2 separate regions of the Homo sapiens genome follow, and region 2 is linked to region 1. A link is an interaction called in ENCODE POLR2A ChIA-PET data of the cell type or tissue named here. Cell type or tissue: A673. All regions are shown on one strand. Region 1 overlaps DGKD (diacylglycerol kinase delta). Region 2 overlaps ATG16L1 (autophagy related 16 like 1).

What was found. ChIA-PET counts read pairs that join two places held together with the same protein. Peaks named below come from ENCODE experiments on the same cell type or tissue, not always from the same donor. Only the 100,000 strongest peaks of a DNase experiment are listed, where the experiment ranks them.
Region 2: POLR2A ChIA-PET joins it to region 1 with 18 read pairs; 6 of 35 experiments call an interaction of 5 or more read pairs at or near these places.

The regions. Positions count from the first base shown.
Region 1 is chr2:233,428,186-233,433,185 of GRCh38, forward strand. All of the region lies in intron 3 of DGKD (diacylglycerol kinase delta), which reads left to right. Among named protein-coding and RNA genes, the nearest start is that of DGKD, 76 kb to the left of the region's middle. In A673, no CTCF peak of the experiment used is centred here; a DNase peak (open chromatin) is centred at 2,096; H3K27ac peaks cover 1,995 bases.
Region 2 is chr2:233,286,329-233,291,328 of GRCh38, forward strand. It overlaps ATG16L1 (autophagy related 16 like 1), which reads left to right. Exons shown (of 18, transcript NM_030803.7): 13 at 3,526-3,646; 14 at 3,920-4,025. It also overlaps SCARNA6. Among named protein-coding and RNA genes, the nearest start is that of SAG, 19 kb to the right of the region's middle. RefSeq lists an enhancer at 2,356-2,857. In A673, no CTCF peak of the experiment used is centred here; a DNase peak (open chromatin) is centred at 2,603.

The DNA.
Region 1 (5,000 bases):
GCTGGAGCTCGCCAGGAGGGGTGTGCTGAGAAGATGGAGGCATGGCATGGAAGTGTGAGTCATGGCAAATCTCCTGTGTGCAGCTGGGGACCGACATAGAGAAGGCAGGCCCAGTTGTGTCCCCTCTGTGGGCAGCTAAGAAGGATGGATTCTGACTTATTTGGTGGGACTCTCCTGTGACATTTCTTGTGGTTTGGGAGAGTGGACCACTGATACCAGAGCAGTCTTAAGAAAGATGCTCACATGGGAAAGGGGTCTCAGCAGTGTCAAATGATGACATCAAAGCTGAGGGCTTCGACCCCAAGGTAGCACCGATAGTGACAGTGCCCAGAACATTATCAGGTTGCACCAACTGGCACCTCACAACAACAAGGCTAGGATGCGACACTGCTCTTAATAGCTCCGGTTTTCAGATGGGGCAGTGGAGGCACAGGGCGGAGAAGCACCTGCTCTAAGTTACACAGCTAGCAAGGGCTTCAGACTCAGGGAATGTGCCAGGCCCTGTGCACATTTGGTCCTGTTCAGTCCCACCACAGCCCTGCAGGTTGCTTCTAGCATCACTTTTCTTGACGAGAAGCAAAGAGGGTCTGCCCCCATTTCGCAAATTTATCAGTGGCCAGGTAGGATTCAGATCTGGGTCTCTCTCAGGCTTCTTCACAACAGAACAGGCACAAATAAGAGGTTTTTTTTTGTTGTTGTTGTTGTTGTTCTGTTTTTTCCTTAGAAGCCAAAACCCAGGTTCTCTGACATTTATCTGTTGCTCAGTGTTTATTGTCTGCAAACAACAGCACAGGTGAAGGCAATGATGCCATTGGTCACTTGTATCTTAACTCACTGTCTTTAAACCTAATGCTTTTGTCTATAATTTGCTGTCTAGTAGTGCCCAATACCCACAAAGCAATTCTAGTACACCCTCTCCTTCAGTGTGTGGGTCAGGTGGGCCCAAAGATCCATCTTCTCAAACGCTGAGGCTGAGTTCTGGAGCAAAGTTGGCACTTCAGCTCGTAAAGGCTGCCGTGGGAGTAGTAGACTCAGGACCTAAAACATCTCCTTGTTGTCTTCTATAAATATCCTGTTGCATGACTCCTAATATAATCCCCGAGTTATGCACAGTAAGGTATATTATCTTTCTCTTACTATATTTACTATGCTGACAAAAGTGTTCAAATATTAAAACTCACCCAGGGTGAACAGTTCGGGACGTGTGCTCAGACTTGATAGGTAGACAGGGACGGTGCCGATGACATGCACCCACTCGGCCTTGGCAGCTCCCAGTCTCCCATGACCGTCCCTCAGTGGCTGTCCAGAGACTCCCTGAGTCCCACTCTCAGGGCCCACTTTGTCGTCTTCATGGCTGAGTCAGTGTGGGAAATAGTTATCTGCCTGCCTCTCCACGCTGTGAGTTCTGTGAGGGGAGGAACTTTGCTCACCATGTTGTTAGAATCCCCAGTCTAGAGGAGACACCTAGCCAGCATCTGCTGAGCCGGGGGGTGTCCTCTGGAGGGAGAGGGGCTGTTTGTGGTGCTCTCAAGCTTGAACAGCAGCAGGGCAGAAGGCAGACGGCCCCTCCGGGCCTGCCTTTGCCGTCTCTCCTTCGCCCTCACTCTCTCCCAGCTCTGCTGCTTCCCACGCCCAGCCCGGCCCCAGGTGTTCTTCTCCCACCAACCCAGGATATGTGGAAGAAGAAGCGAACCATGCAGTGGCGACCCAGTTCCATTTATCCCCTCTGCGGTGAAACTTAGTCACTGGAGAATCTCCCTGTAAAGCACTTTCTATGGTTTCTGAGCCAGAAACATGGTCATTTAATAATTTAAATTGGGTATTCCTAAATTGGGTCTTCTTAATGTAAATTAAAGCTATGAGATGTGCCGAAATCTAAAAGTTAAATAACATATTTTGTTTTTGAATCCATGGGGAAGCAAGCATTTTCCTAACACTGTTGGTGAGAATGCAAAATGGTACAACCCCTGTGGGAATAATTTGGCAATAGCTAGCAAAATTACATGTGCATTTACTCTTTGTCAGGGCAATTCTACTTCTAGGAATTTACCCCAGAGATACACTGGTAAAAACAGGAAAAGATGCTTGTAAAGATAATTCACGGCAACACTATGAGAAATCGCAGAAGAATTTTAAACAGCACAAAATTCCCATCCATAGGGCGCTGGCTGAGTCCTATACAGTGGAGTACTGTGCCACTGTTGAAAGAATGAGGAAGCCCTGGATATTGCTAAGGAGTGATGGCCGGGATATGTAATTAAATGGAAAGGCAAAGGTGGAGAAAAGTGTCCATGCTACTGTTGACAAAAGGGACAATGTGATATACATGTTTGCATGTATCTTAAAAATGGAAGGAGAAACCTTACTTTCTCTCTCTCTTTTTTGGTAAAGCAGCCTATGGGAACCAAGATAGGGGAGAGATATAAAAGCTAGATTTCTAAATCTACCTTGTTTGTAGATTTGACTTTGGAACTCCATCGCTATATTATAATCATTATAAAACAAAATTAAGTAAAAGGTTATGACCCTTGAAAATTTTGATATACACTATCAATTTTTTCTCTAAAAAGTTTATACCCTGTTTACCTCCTGTCAGTACTTGAGGAGAACTCTTTTTCCCCCACATGTTTGTCAGTACTGGATAGTCATCTTTTAAAACTTTGCCAATCCCATGGGCAAAAAATAGATTGCTATTTTCATTTGCATTCTCTGATGACTAGAGTGATTAAGCAGCTTTTTACTTGCTTATTATCCATTTTGTATTTCTTCTGTGAGGAAGTCCAAGCTAGAGCAATCAAACAACAACAAAAAAAGAAATAAAGGGTATCCAAATTGGAAAGGAAGAAGTCAGATTATCCTTGTTTGCAGATGATGTGATCTTATATTTGGAAAAGCCTAAAGACCCCACCAAAAAAACTATTAAAACTGATAAATTCAGTAGAGTTGCAGGATCCAAAATCAACATGCAAAACTCAGTAGCATTTCTGTATGTACCAACAGTGCACAATCTGCAAAAGAAATCAAGAAAGTAATCCCATTTACAGTAGTTGCAAATAAAATAAAATACCTAAGAATTAACTGAAGAAGTGAGAGATTTCTACAATGAATACTACAAAACATTGATGCAAGAAATGGAAGAGAACACACAAAAAATGGAAAGATACTCCACGTTCATGGACTGGAAGAATCAACATTGTGAAAATGTTCGTATTACCCAAAGCAGTCTACAGATTCAATGCAATTCCTATTAAAATACCAATGACATTCTTCACAGAAATGGAAAAAATAATTCTAAAATTTATATGGATCCAGAATAGCCAAAAGACCCAGAATAGCCAAAATTCTCCTGATGAAAAATTGGAGGAATCACATTTTCTGACTTCACATTATACTACAGAGCTATACTAACCCAAACGGCGTGGTACTGGCATAAAAACAGACACAGAACAATGGAACAGAATAGAGAGCCCAGAAATAAATTCATACATCCACAGTGAACACATTTTTGACAAACGTACCAAGAACATATACTGAGGAAAGGACAGTCTCTTCAATAAATGGTGCTGGGAAAACTGGTTATCCATATGCAGAAGAATGAAACTAGACTCCCATTTATTGCCATATGCAAATATCAAATCAAAATGGATTAAAGACTTTAAGACCTCAAACTATGAAACTGTGAAAACACTGGGGAAACTTTCTAGGACGTTGGACTGGGCAAAGGTTTCTTGAGTAATTCCCACAAGCACAGGCAACCAAAGCAAAAAGTGGACAAATGGTTAAAGCTCCTGCATTAGCAATGCAGGAAAAAAGCAGTGAAAAAAAGCTCCTGTTTTTAACAAGTTAAAAAGTTCCTGCACAGCAAAGGAAACAGTCAACAAAGTGAGGAGACAGCCTACAGAATGGGAGAAAATATTTGCAAACTGCCAGGCGTGGTGGCTCATGCCTGTAATCCCAGCACTTTGGGAGGCCAAGGTGGGCGGATCACGAGGTCAGGAGATCGTGACCATCCTGGCTAACACGGTGAAACCTCGTCTCTATTAAAAATACAAAAAATTAGCCAGGCGTGGTTGCTCACGCCTGTAATCCCAGCACTTTGGGAGGCCAAGGTGGGCGGATCATGAGGTCAGGAGATTGTGACCCTCCTGGCTAACATGGTGAAACCTCGTCTCTACTAAAAATACAAAAAATTAGCCGGGCGTGGTTGCTCACGCCTGTAATCCCAGCACTTTGGAAGGCCAAGGTGGGCAGATCATGAGGTCAGGAGATCGTGACCATCCTGGCTAACACAGTGAAACCTCGTCTCTACTAAAAATACAAAAAATTAGCTGGGTGTGGTGGCGGGCGCCTGTAGTCCCAGCTACTCGGGAGGCTGAGGCAGGAGAATGGCATGAACCCAAGAGGCGGAGTTTGCAGTGAGCGGAGATTGCGCCACTGCACACCAGCCTGGGGGACAGAGTGAGGCTCCGTCTCAAAAAAACAAAACAAAACAAAACAAAAATTGAAAACTATTCCTCTGACAAGGGATTATAACCAGAATAAATCGAGAGCTCAAATAATTCAAAAGGGGAAAAATCTAATCATCCAGTTAAAAAATAGGAAAAGTAGACATTTCTCAAAAGAAGACATACATATGGCAAGTAGGTATATGAAAAAGTGCTCAATATCATTGATCATCAGAGAAATGCAAATAAAAATTACAATGAGATAATGTCTTACCCCAGTTACAATGACTTTTATCCAAAAGACAGGCAATAACAAATGCTGGCGAGGATGTGGAGAAAAGGGAACCGTACACTGCTGGTAGGATTGTAAATTAGCACAGCCACCATGGAGAACAGTTTGGAGGTTCCTCAAAAAAGTCAAAATACAATTACCGTGTGATCCAGCAATCCCACTGCTAGGTATATACCAAAGAGAAAGGAAATCAGTGTATCGAAGAGATGTCTGCACTCATGTGATTATAGCAGCACTATTCACAATAGCCAAGATTTGGAAGC
Region 2 (5,000 bases), 140 kb before region 1:
AGGCCCCGGCCTTGATGACATCTAAACCCGCTGCCCCGCTATTGTTAATCCCTGTTTAAAAGTAGAAGATGAAACCTAAAAGTGTTGTTAATCATAAAAATGAATTTCAGAAACACCTAACAGATAGAAGAATTTTAAATCTGATCCATTTCAAAGGACTCTATAAATGATAGAGGTGAATGAATGCCTGTAGGAGGCCCAGCTCTATACCATTGGAAGCACCGAGACAGTGAGTCAGCCTCAGGCAGCTCCAGCTTATTCTCACTGAGAATAAGGTGAGCAGAAGCCCAAACTTTTTTTTTTTTTTTTTTTTTTGAGACAGTGTCTCGCTCAGTCACCCAGGCTGGAGTGCAGTGGCGTGATCTCTGCTCGCTGCAAGCTCTGCCTCCTGGGTTCACACCATTCTCCTGCCTCAGCCTCCCGAGTAGCTGGGACTACAGGCGCCCGCCACCACGTCCAGCTAAGTTTTTGTATTTTTAGTAGAGACGAGATTTCACCGTGTTAGCCAGGATGGTCTCGATCTCCTGACCTTGTGATCCGCTCACCTCGGCCTCCCAAAGTGCTGGGATTACAGGCATGAGCCACCGCGCCTGGCCAAGCCCAAACATTGTAAAGAGCAAGGTGACAATACGTACGAGGAGCCAAGAAACAAAACGTCCCTTTCCCTTATTCCATTAGTTCAGCAGTTTCATTCCTGGAAATAAGTCAAGAGAAGAAAGCTGTGTGCTCATAGATGTTCACTGCAACAGCATCTGTGACAGACTCTTAAAGAAAGGGAGGTGCAACAAGGAAGAGATTTGATCCCATTCATCTTGCTGAGTCCGTACTAAGATAGCACAAGGATGTTTCCTGTTCACAGATGTTACAGAGACCCAGGGTGTTCAAATCAGTGGAACCCCAAAGCCCATGAATTTTCAGCTATCACATGAAAAAATGCTTACGCTATAAGCTTAAAAGAGTAATGGATAAATTTTTAGGAAGAGTATAATTGTGTAAAGATTAACATGTTCCTGTGAAGTATGTAAAAATGAATATACAGATGGTCCCCAATGTAGGGTATTTTCATCTTACAATGTGTTTGTCAAGACTGGCCCCATCATAAGTTGAGGATCATCTGTACTTGCCATATCCCACTTATGAACAATGTCTTTTTCTACCCTGTGTTTGTGAAATGTGATTTTACTCTTAACATTAAGAAAGAAACAGATAGTGAATATAAATACAAATTTGAAATTTTGATAAAATAGTTATTCAGAATTTAATGTAAGGCCGGGCACAGTGGTTCATGCCTGTAATCTTAGCACTTTGGGAAGCCGAGGCAGGCGGATCACTTGAAGTCAGGAATTCAAGACTAGCCTGGCCAACATGGTAAAACCCCGTCTCTACTAAAAATACAAAAATTAGCTGGATGTGGTGGCACACGCCTATAGTCCCAGCTACTCAGGAGGCTGAGGCAGGAGAATCACTTAAACCTGGGAGGCGGAGGTTGCAGTGAGCTGAGATCACGCCACTGCACTCCAGCTTGGGTGACAAGAGTGAAACTCTGTCTCAAAAAAGAAAAAAAGATAGAATTTAAGAAGTAGCCTACCCAAGTTTTGTCTCTGCCCATGATTTGTGCAGAGTGGATGTTTTATATTGAATGGAATCATTATTCATGGACTGTATCTAGTGTAGGCTTTGTTACTGGAGCTTTCTTGATCTTACGGAAGGATCAGTGGGAGGTTTTCACACAACCGCAGCACAGCCGGCACCCGACTGGCAGCAGTTGTAAGATGCTGTCCCAGTTTCAGAGGTTTGAATGTGGGATAAGGCAGTCTGAGAACTCATACAAGCTTCCCTCATTGAAGCTGAGAGGGGAGTATATGTGGTCCGAAGTTTTCGCTTCTGTGCTAAAGTGGAGTTAACCCCACTGAAAATAGAGGAAGGATTGGTTTCAAAAATGTTAACACAAAAAAAATCTAACCCTGAACCATGAGGTCTCATCTTTGGGAACTAAGGTTTGGAGTGCAGTGGCATGATCTGGGCTCCTTGCAGCCTCGACCTTCTGGGCTCAAGCAGTCCTCTCACCTCAGCCTCCCCTGTAACAGCTGAGACTATAAGTACCCACCACACCCAGCTAATTCGAATTTTTTTGTAGAGATGAGGGTCTCACTAATTTCCCCAGGCTGGTCTCAAACTCCTGGGCTCAAGCAATCCTCCCACCTTGGCTTCCCAAAGTGCTAGGATTACCAGTGTGAGCCACTTTGCCAACCCTTGCATTTTCTAATTAGAAAGAAAACATCAGTGAATACCTTCTGAACCTCTGGTGTTTTACACATAGAAAAATGTTGATCATGCACTGCATAGAGGTCAATGATGAATGGTAAAAGGTCTGAGTCCTCAGATCCCCTCCCGGCATCCCAGTTATCCCCAGCTGCCTCTCCTCCATCGCACTTCAGAAGTGCTGCGATGGGCAGAAGGGCAGCTGACACTCCGTGATGTCCCTCATTCTGTGTTCCTCCGTGAGCTCAGGGAAGACACTGGTTGGCATCCAACAGCTTAGTCACAAAGGGATTTGATTGTTGGGAGTGCTGGTATCTGTGGCTATGATCTGCCTTGTTCAAGCTGAGACCTCTGATTGAAAATCCCCCAGGGGTTTTAATTGTTTACATAAGGAGTCCTGATGTTTCCTTTTGTAAATTATGCCTGTGGTGACCTTGTCTAGTCTGACTTTAAATATGGAACTGACTTTCAGCAGCATGGCGCAACATCGAGGCTTTAAAAATTCTTTAATTTGATATAATTCAGACATAGAAAAATTACAAAAACAGTACAGCAGGTATCTGTGGTAGAGCTGATTTCAAATTCAAGATTGAGGATGGGGAGCACGTGAAGCTTGGTGCTAGTGATGTTGAATTTTTGTTTTTAATGTTATTTTTAGTGGGAGTTTTATCCTTTTGGTCTTGATACCTCACCTTTGGCCAACACTCAAAGATAGGCTTCCTATGAGATACATGGCCCCTGGATAAGACTCAGTGAATGAAATTGTTGCTTCTTGTCCTGTTTGGGATGTGTGTGTGTGTGTGTGTGTGTGTGTGTGTGACAGGATCTTGCTATCACTCAGGTGGAGTACAATGGCACTATCATAGTTCACTGCAACCTCAACCTCCCAGGCTCAAGCAATCCTCTTGCCTCAGCTTCCCAAGTAGCTGGGACCCCAGGCGCATGCCACCACTCCCTGCAAATTTTTAAAAAAATTTTTTTGTAGAGATGGGGGTTTCACTGTGTTGCCCAAGCTGTTCTTGAACTCCTGGGCTCAAGCAGTCCTCACACCTTGGCCTCCCAGTGTGCTGGGATTGCAGGCGTGAGTCACTGTGCCTGACCTGTTTCTTTTTCCTTTGCTGTCTTATCGCTTTGAGTGTTCCTGGCCGGATCTCAGGGTGGTCTGACACTCTGACTCTGGAGGTAAGGATGCTGTGGATACTTTGCCAGCATAGGCAGGGCCTGGCGCCCTGAGGCTCACCCTGGCTGTGTTCTCTCTCCTAGCACACACTCACGGGACACAGTGGGAAAGTGCTGTCTGCTAAGTTCCTGCTGGACAATGCGCGGATTGTCTCAGGAAGTCACGACCGGACTCTCAAACTCTGGGATCTACGCAGCAAAGTCTGTGAGGAAATTCAGTCTCTCTGTCTGTGTATATGCTTAGATGTTAGCGTGGAGGTGTGTGTTTGCACGTCAGAGCCTGCATTTATGTAATATAGTTTGAATTTCAGATCTGGCTTCATGTTTAGAGGGGCACTGAGGATAGTGATAGTTTTTCTTGTTTAAAGCTTCATTTAAGTGAGTAACTCTGACAAGTCAGTGGTTAGAGGGTGGCAGCATTATGTAAACAGCCACGTTGGTGCCTCTGCTTGATTAATGATGTTTGCATTTCTTTCAGGCATAAAGACAGTGTTTGCAGGATCCAGTTGCAATGATATTGTCTGCACAGAGCAATGTGTAATGAGTGGACATTTTGACAAGAAAATTCGTTTCTGGGACATTCGGTATGATACCCAAGCTCCTGACTGGAGGCACATAAGAGTCTCCACAGTAATGGTTCTGTACATGGGTTGTGCTTTTAAGATCTCAGGACATGGCAGAAATGAGTTTCGGTACACGTATAGTGTTAGCTTATTAACACTTGGCTGTTCTTTCCCATGAAGTAGACTGTGGAGCTTAGCAATCATTTATTGAGCATGCAGTGAGTGCTAGGCCCTTCACCAGCTGGCAGGTAAGAAAAGGCAAACAGGATACTCTTTCTACCTTTAGGTAATTTAAACTGTAGTAGGGAAGGCAGAACGCAAAAGTCAGTGACTAGTGTGTTGAAGTGGAGGCAGCTACGTTTGTTCCAGTGTGTTAAAGAATGCCTCTCCAGATTTCTCCGGAGACGTGAGTAGGATTCACACGGCAGGAAAGCCACTCAAACTTTTGAGTGTGTGTCTGGTGGCTGATACATGGCAAGTGAGCAGGAAACAGGGCAGAAGCCAGTGAGGGGGCTATGAGGGGTTGAAATCAGGTTGCCACAGGCTTGATAAGCCATTGTCAAATCACTCGATCTTGTAAGTCGTTGGGTGTTTAGCAAGGAAATGGTTGCTTTGCAGGAGTCTAGTAGACGACTTTGGTGGCATTTTGAGAGGGCATATTAGGGAATAGGAAACCAATAGAGTTGATAAGGACCTAAGTTCAAGTCAGTAGAGGAACATGTGGAGGAGAGAATCTATTTGAAGGAGAATTTGGACAGGGCTTATTGACAGGTTGGAGGAAGGGGAAGACAGGATGGAGAGTAAATGAGGACAGCCTCCCAGCAGGGTTGTAGAGAGGGTGGGGGTACAGGGCCTGTGGTGATAGATGATGCTTTGAAACACAGCATGGCACCAGAAAGTCCTGACAATGCTCATGGTTCCTGGACACCACTTCACATTTTATTCATAATCTTTAGTTTGCTTTTAAAACCTGAAATTGGAACTTGAAAGATGGAA